Regions from separate parts of the Homo sapiens genome. Here region 1 is linked to region 2. Evidence: chromatin contacts called from ENCODE Hi-C data. All regions are on one chromosome and are shown on one strand. The core of a region is the stretch at or near the end of the contact, and the rest is flanking DNA. Distances in the headings are between cores, read along the strand shown. Region 1 has its middle 27 kb from the start of LINC02509. Region 2 has its middle 37 kb from the start of LINC02509.

The links. Hi-C counts contacts between places; a loop is a spot of excess contacts on that map. Pooled maps may share reads with other maps.
Region 1: a map with no recorded cell type shows a loop between it and region 2 (4-fold over the local background). The contact joins two enhancer-like sites. A Hi-C loop is called at or near these places in 2 of 168 maps with a recorded cell type or tissue (lower leg skin and mammary epithelial cell), 1 of 37 single-sample maps with no recorded cell type and 1 of 50 pooled maps.

The regions. Positions count from the first base shown.
Region 1 is chr4:176,901,072-176,904,583 of GRCh38, forward strand. No RefSeq gene overlaps it. Among named protein-coding and RNA genes, the nearest start is that of LINC02509, 27 kb to the left of the region's middle. Within about 2 kb of position 2,025, at least 4 of the 41 ENCODE cell types and tissues checked have a DNase peak (open chromatin) inside an H3K27ac peak, as active enhancers do; they include mammary epithelial cell, where a contact is called at or near this core.
Region 2 is chr4:176,837,194-176,840,699 of GRCh38, forward strand. No RefSeq gene overlaps it. Among named protein-coding and RNA genes, the nearest start is that of LINC02509, 37 kb to the right of the region's middle. Within about 2 kb of position 2,083, at least 3 of the 41 ENCODE cell types and tissues checked have a DNase peak (open chromatin) inside an H3K27ac peak, as active enhancers do; they include mammary epithelial cell, where a contact is called at or near this core.

The DNA.
Region 1 (3,512 bases), core at 775-3,274, 64 kb after region 2:
CATGGGCTTGGAGGTGAATGTGTGCGTGTGTTTATGTGTGTGTATTTTGGGAGATGCGTCATATTATATATGATTGGGCATGGTTTGGATTTCTACATTTACATTTCCAATAGTTCTTTTAAGTATTTGAATTTTTCTTTAAGAATTGCAACTAACAGCCGGGCGCGGTGACTCACGCTTGTAATCCCAGCACTTTGGGAGGCCGAGGCGGGTGGATCACGAGGTCTGGAGACCGTGGCTAACAAGGGGAAACCCCGTCTCTACTAAAGAAAAAAAAAATTAGCCGGGCGTGCTGGCAGGCGCCTGTAGTCTCAGCTACTCGGGAGGCTGAGGCAGAATGGCGTGAACCCAGGAGGCGAAGCTTGCAATGAGCCGCCGCTGCACTCCAGCCTGGGCGACAGAGCGAGACTCCGTCTCAAAAAAAATAAAAAAGAAAGAAAAGAAAAGAATTGCAGCTACATATTATTAAAATGATTTCCATCTGGTAGCAACATGCTTGAATTGTAAAAAAAAGAAATTAAAAAGGAAATAAAACTCATCTATACTAAGAAACTAAAGTGATAAATTAAAAAGCACAGATCAAAAATCAAAGTTTTCATGCATTTAACAGCCATGCCATATAATAAAATACACTGGAGCTAATGATAGTAGAATCGAGCCCATTACAGTTCTTTGGTTTTGACAAATTTAAACAATTATCTTTCAGCACTCCTCCACGTTATCATTTTAAACTTTTAAAAATATAGAAAGTGAGAACATTAGGGAAGATAGGGGTAAGAAAATCAGGCATTTTTTTCACATCTTGTATATATATATACACATCTCTCTCTCTCTCTCTCTCTATATATATATATATCTATATAGAAAAAAATATAGAGAGGCTTGCTACCTTCAGATAAATGACTTTTTGCACTATACACACTTTTGTTAAAAAAAAAAAAAACCAAGGCAGAGCACTGTGGCTCAAGCCTGTAATCCCAGCACTTTGGGAGGCCAAGGCGGGCAGATCTCCTGAGGTCAGGAGTTTGAGATCAGCCTGGGCAACATGGTGAAACCCCGTCTCTACCAAAAATACAAAAAGTTAGCTGGGTCTGGTAGTGTGTGACTGTAGTCCCAGCTACTTGGGTGGCTGAGGCAGGAGAATCGCTTGAACCTGGGATCACCACTGCACTCCAGCCTGGGTGACAGAGCGAGACTCCCTCTCAAAAACATAAAAATAAAAATAAAAGCCTAAAAATAAAATTTCCGTCTTCATTGAAATAGACTACTAAGGAATTTTGACAATTATAATTTATTATTACTATTATTATATTTTAATTAAAATTCTTGGCATTGAATGGGCTCAGAAGGGGGTTGGTTTCCACAATTTAAGATTCCAAAGAAATTCCATATCACAATTTTGTTCAAGGAACAGTTTACATAGGTCACGTTGTGCAGTGGACTGAACCACAGGCATGCAGACAGCGCTGGTGTGAATATTTTAGGCTCCAGCAACATACTGCCTCAACTTCTAGCCCTGTTTCAGTGTTTCTCATTGGTAAAAGGAGATTTTAGTCTTATAGATGTTAGACTTCTCTTCAATATCACATGCTGCATGATTCTAGGTAGTCAATATAAAATTAATCAATAAGAAAATGGCAAATATCAATTAAATGTGTGGTGAAACATTTACTTACCAAGTTCTAATAGTGTTAGAGACAGAGTCATGGAAAAATGGGTCAAGCCAGAAAATGTTCTCTACTGCAGGAGTCTCAGATTCAGACATCTACAGGTAATTTGGATCAGTAAAGGGTGCTGGATTTAAGGCAAAAGAAATGGTGAAGGTTGTGGCAGATATGCATTGCATCCAGCGGCTTGTCGCCATATAGGAATGTGGATCGTGTTGATACGTTTTTCTGATTTTCAAGAGAAGTCAAGAATTAGGACTGTTTCATGAAATTTCTCAATTTCTAAAATATTGTGATGGTTAAACAAAGCATGCCTGTGGCTTAAATACAGACTCTGACTTGCCCATCAGTGACTCCTATTTCCAGAACTGTCTATGAAAACAGCTAGAATTAGTAGTATAGTCATTTCCTCTTTGGGTGAATCTGTGGTTTTGAAGATCACATCATTAAAATGAAATGAAACATAAATGTATTTGTCACACTTACTCATATCTAAAAGGAAAATGAAAGCGAAGATGGTGGACTACATTTTCCTGAAGCCACTGTATAGCTTAGAAAGTGGAAAATTACAACTTAACAGATTTGCAGTACTGGTTTTGGAGTCTCATATATACAGTATATTCCTAAAATTATTTATAATTTCTGATTATTTATAAGATTATTTGTGATTTCTAAGATTATTTATGATTATTTATGATTCCTAAGTTATTTATGATTTTTGTGTGTAATGCTGGAGCTCAATTTCTAAACAATGCCTATTTATCCAGGCTTGATGCACTACAATTCTCTCTGGATTACAATTCTATGATCTAGCTTTAGGCCCTTTCTTTGCAAAACAGAGAAAGGCATTTGAGTTGCTTCATTTAAAGCAATAATTAAATATATGGCAAAATTACAGGAGACATATAAAATAATACATAGCTGTAATCATTGACTCATATGCACTATCAGTTATAGCTAAAATATACAGCAAGGACCTGTCTGTACCATGTGTGTTTCTTATTCCCCTCACAAAGCAATCATTTGGGGAGCTTTATGTATTAAACGTACTGGCCACAAAGGACTTTATTTGGGAATGCTGCTGTGCTTGCTCTGGCATAGATTTTCACTCTGAAAATGTCTGTTGAGATGTGATGGCTCAAATGTTTTCATTTCCAATAGTATGTCATGGTACATTTTTCATATATATAAAGTTTTGGTGCCGAAGATTGGTAAATATTTTTACATAAAATTAAAAACTAATAGAAAAATGGAGAATACTATACTATCTTAGGCTTATTCCTCATGTTACACAAAGAGCTTTCTTCAGCATTTAAATAAATACTGCAAATACTTTCAAGGTAAGATTTATGTTAACACTGAGAAGAAAGGATATGTTGAAACCGTTTTGTTCATTTAATCAAATGTAAACAATCATTCTAGAACATTCAGATTATGATACATAGAACTTGAAATGATCCAAATTTCCTACACTCCTTTATCCAATTAGTCAAATATTTGCCAATTTTCTCATACAGCAATAGTTGAACAAGCCTATATTGGCCATTTTATATGGACAGACTGTGAAATCTCAGAAGCTCTTCCATTGGTCCTCTGTGATACACATTTGCTCTCGGAGGTAGGAAAGTGTGGTAGCAATGGAAAATGTGTGTGTACAGTGGACTAGTAACAAACACTGTCTCCAAGGGCCACAACTCAGGAGGTGATACAACTAGTCCAAAGATGTGTGGCTTGTGTTTTGCCCATAAGACCAAGTCATTGGAAAAGCTTCAATAAAAATTGTTTTTACCACATTTAGCTTTCAGGTTAATTTGTTTTTGCTTTCAGATGCAACATATCCTTGCT
Region 2 (3,506 bases), core at 833-3,332:
CAGCGTAGGAGTAAAATTTTAGTTATTTTTAAGAACCCATTTCTTAAAATGTATGGCATGAATTGTACTCATTATTTCCAGCTTCAAGTATTCCACGAGAATTACTCTGTTTCTTTGTTTGTGGTATAATCATGGGAAGTTCACCTAAGGGCAGAGTGGTAAGTGTAGAAAATCCTGGTTTATTGCAACACATGGGGACTATATTTGGCCTTCGAAAGGATTACTTGCTCTAAAGTTTTAGCATGCAGCATCTAGTATTCAGGATAAAACATCATGTTTTTTCTTAAAATCCTGGTCAAAGTTCTGGTCAAATAGCATACTAGCTTTTTTTTTTTTTTTTTTTTTTTTTTTTGCCCAGGCAAAACTGCATTGTCATTGTGTCCGTGATATCCAGTTAATACCTTGTTAATAGCCTATACCCTCTAGTAGGCTTTAAAAAAAAGGTCTTTGTAGGGTGGGGACACAGATGAACATAAATCATAATTAATTAACAGGCCACAAGGATTGCCATGAAAATAATAGCTTCCTGGGTCCTTCAAATCTAATCTACCATCAAACTTTCAGAGTCAAAGCAATCTCTTTGACAGCCACTTGAGTTAATTTGAAATTAGATAAGTGGAGAAAGCAGAGAAGCTTTCCTTTTATTGAATAAAAATTAACTTCTAAACCATGGAAAAATAACCTTTCCTGTGATTTTGTGATTGGTGATCACACTGGAAAATTGTTCAAAAGTATTAAAAATATTGATTCAATAATGGATAATCTTTTACAGCTTTTATTTTTAGTGTCCCTTGAAGAACCCAATTCTTTAATTACTCTTACAGAAGGAACACAACTTCATAATCCTTAATTTAGGTTCAATAGAGCAACAACAATCGTTGGATCAAGACAAGTCTAGGTTTAAATTCTGTATTTTTAACTTGTAGTAACCGTTCTAGATGCCAAGTTTCCCTTCATAAAACTAGGGTAGTACAGGCTCACTATCCCTTATTCACAATTCTGAAACCCCTAAACCACTAGAAACCATTTTTTTCTTACTTTGCAGAAAAACCTGATGTGACCCGAATCCATTATGTGAAAACCTGACTAGCACTGATGTGGGGCTACTTACAGCCTTTACTTATTCTATCCTATATAGATATGCATACATTTCACTGAGGAAGGATTAATGTTGTTTACCGAAGAAAGACACCCCAGGCCTAAAACCCAAAGATTTCGGAATCCTGACACATATTTAGCCGGAAGGATTTCATATAAGGGATTATGGACCTGTAATACCAATGATGAGGATTCATATGCAGAGTAAAAAAGCAATCAATATTAATTAGTAATGCTTGACCCAAAGTAGATTTTTTTCAACAAACACATTGTTTCCTGTTCCTTCACAGACAAGTGTTCTGTGCAAAATTATATTCGTGTTAAATGATCCATTTATTGCCTTACCTCCCCAATAAATGTGTGATGACATCTTTTAAAAAAGAATAATTTTGGTTCAGATCTATAAGATGTGACAAACCGCAATTGTGATGTTTGGAATGATTCCAACACAGTATTACAGTTTTTTTTAAAGGCCATGCCATGGACAGTTTCTTATTGTCTTACCTCACTGGGCACGCCCAGTGCTGGCCGTGTATTGTGACTTGCACAGACAGGAAGGCCACTAGGATCCTGAAATGCTAGAAATAACTCAAAAATAAAAAATAAACACCAGCAGTAAAAAGTTAGACAATGGAGAAAATGATTTAGAAGGAAAGCCTAAATATTTTAACTCAGTGTTTGACTATGAAAATGGGTAAAGAGAATGGCATATTCAGAAAGTATCTAAACCAAAGTCAGTGAGAGAACTACTTAACATGACACTAGAGTGAATAACCTTAAAGGAATGTTATTCTCATTTATCAATTCAAGGTGATGATAGGACTAGTTCATCATTTCGATTTCAAGATTTACTGTTTTCCAAGTGTATCTTGGCTATTGCCTCGTTCTCATGAGTCTCTAAATACCGTTCACTAAGCCCAAATTAATTGTCTGAAGGCACATAGTGAAGCAGTAATACTGGTTAGCAATGTTTGTTTCATCAATGAAGCTACTGCTCTTTCCATAAGTATGACTAATAGGTTAAAAATATGCAAAGGGAAACTTGGGAAGTCTGAGGGATTTTCCAACTCCAACAACCAATTCTCTGATTCTCTGGACACCAGCTGGGTGTATAACAACTCAGTTCAATTCTGACACCCAGAGTTAGCTCAGATCCCACAGCTTAAAGGCTTGGTCCCACAGGACTACCCCCACTTCAGGTGTCTGTCATAAATCCTGGGCCTCCGGTACTTCTGACCAACTGGCTATAAATTCAGGATTCTCCTGATCCCTTCCTAAGGTTTGGTAATTTGCTCGAATGCCTCACAGAACTCAAGAAGATGCTTCTCTTATGTTTACTGGTTTATTATAAAGGACACAAATGAACGTCCATATAAAAAGATACATAACGTGAGGTTCAGAAGGGTTTCCAAGCAGAGGCGCTTCCATCTCCATCCTCCATGGGTGGACAAGTTCACTAATTCTAAAGCTCATTGATTCCTGTTATTCAAGAGTTTTTATAGAGCTCAGTCTCCAGCCCTTCTTCCCTCCCTAAAAGTCAAGGGTGGGGCTGAAAGTTTCCACCCTCTAATCACTTGGTCTTTCTGGTAACCAGCCCCAACCTGAGGCTATGTAGGGATCCCATCCAAAGTCAACTAATTAGCATACATTCTGCTGTGGAAAGGAGCTCTTTATGCATAAAAGAAGACTCTCTGATCAGGGAAATTTCAAGAGTTTTAGGAGCTCTGTGCTAGGCACTGGGACAAAGAACAAATATATTTCTTCTTTTTTTTTTCTTTTTTTTATTACACTTTAAGTTTTAGGGTACATGTGCACAACATGCAGGTTAGTTACATATGTATACATGTACCGTGTTGGTGTGCTGCACCCATTAACTCGTCATTTAACATTAGGTATATCTCCTAATGCTATCCCTCCCCCATCCCCCGACAAATATATTTCTTATTACACTACAGTAGTTCCCCCTGCCCCTTATCTGTGGTTTTACTTTCCATGGTTTCAGCTGCTTGTGGTCAACCACAGTTTAAAAATAGTAAATGGAAAATTACAGAAATAATTAACTTTAAGTTTTAAATTGGACATCTTTGAATAGTGTGATGAAATATTACACTGTCCCTCTCCAGCCCACCCAGAACCAGAATCATCCCTTTGTCCAGAGTACCCATGCTCTATATACTGCCTGTCTGTTAGTCACTTAGTGACTGCTTTGACTGTCAGATCAACTGTCGGCAGTATCATCGCAGTGCTTGTGTTAAAGTAACCCTTTTTTACTTAACAGTGGTCCCAAAATTCAAGGCTAGTGAGTTTGGATTTGCCAAAAGAAGCTGTAAAGTGCTTCCTTTAAGTGAAAAGGTGAAAGTCCTTGTTTTAGTCCATTTTTGCATTGCTAAAAAGAAATATCTGAGACT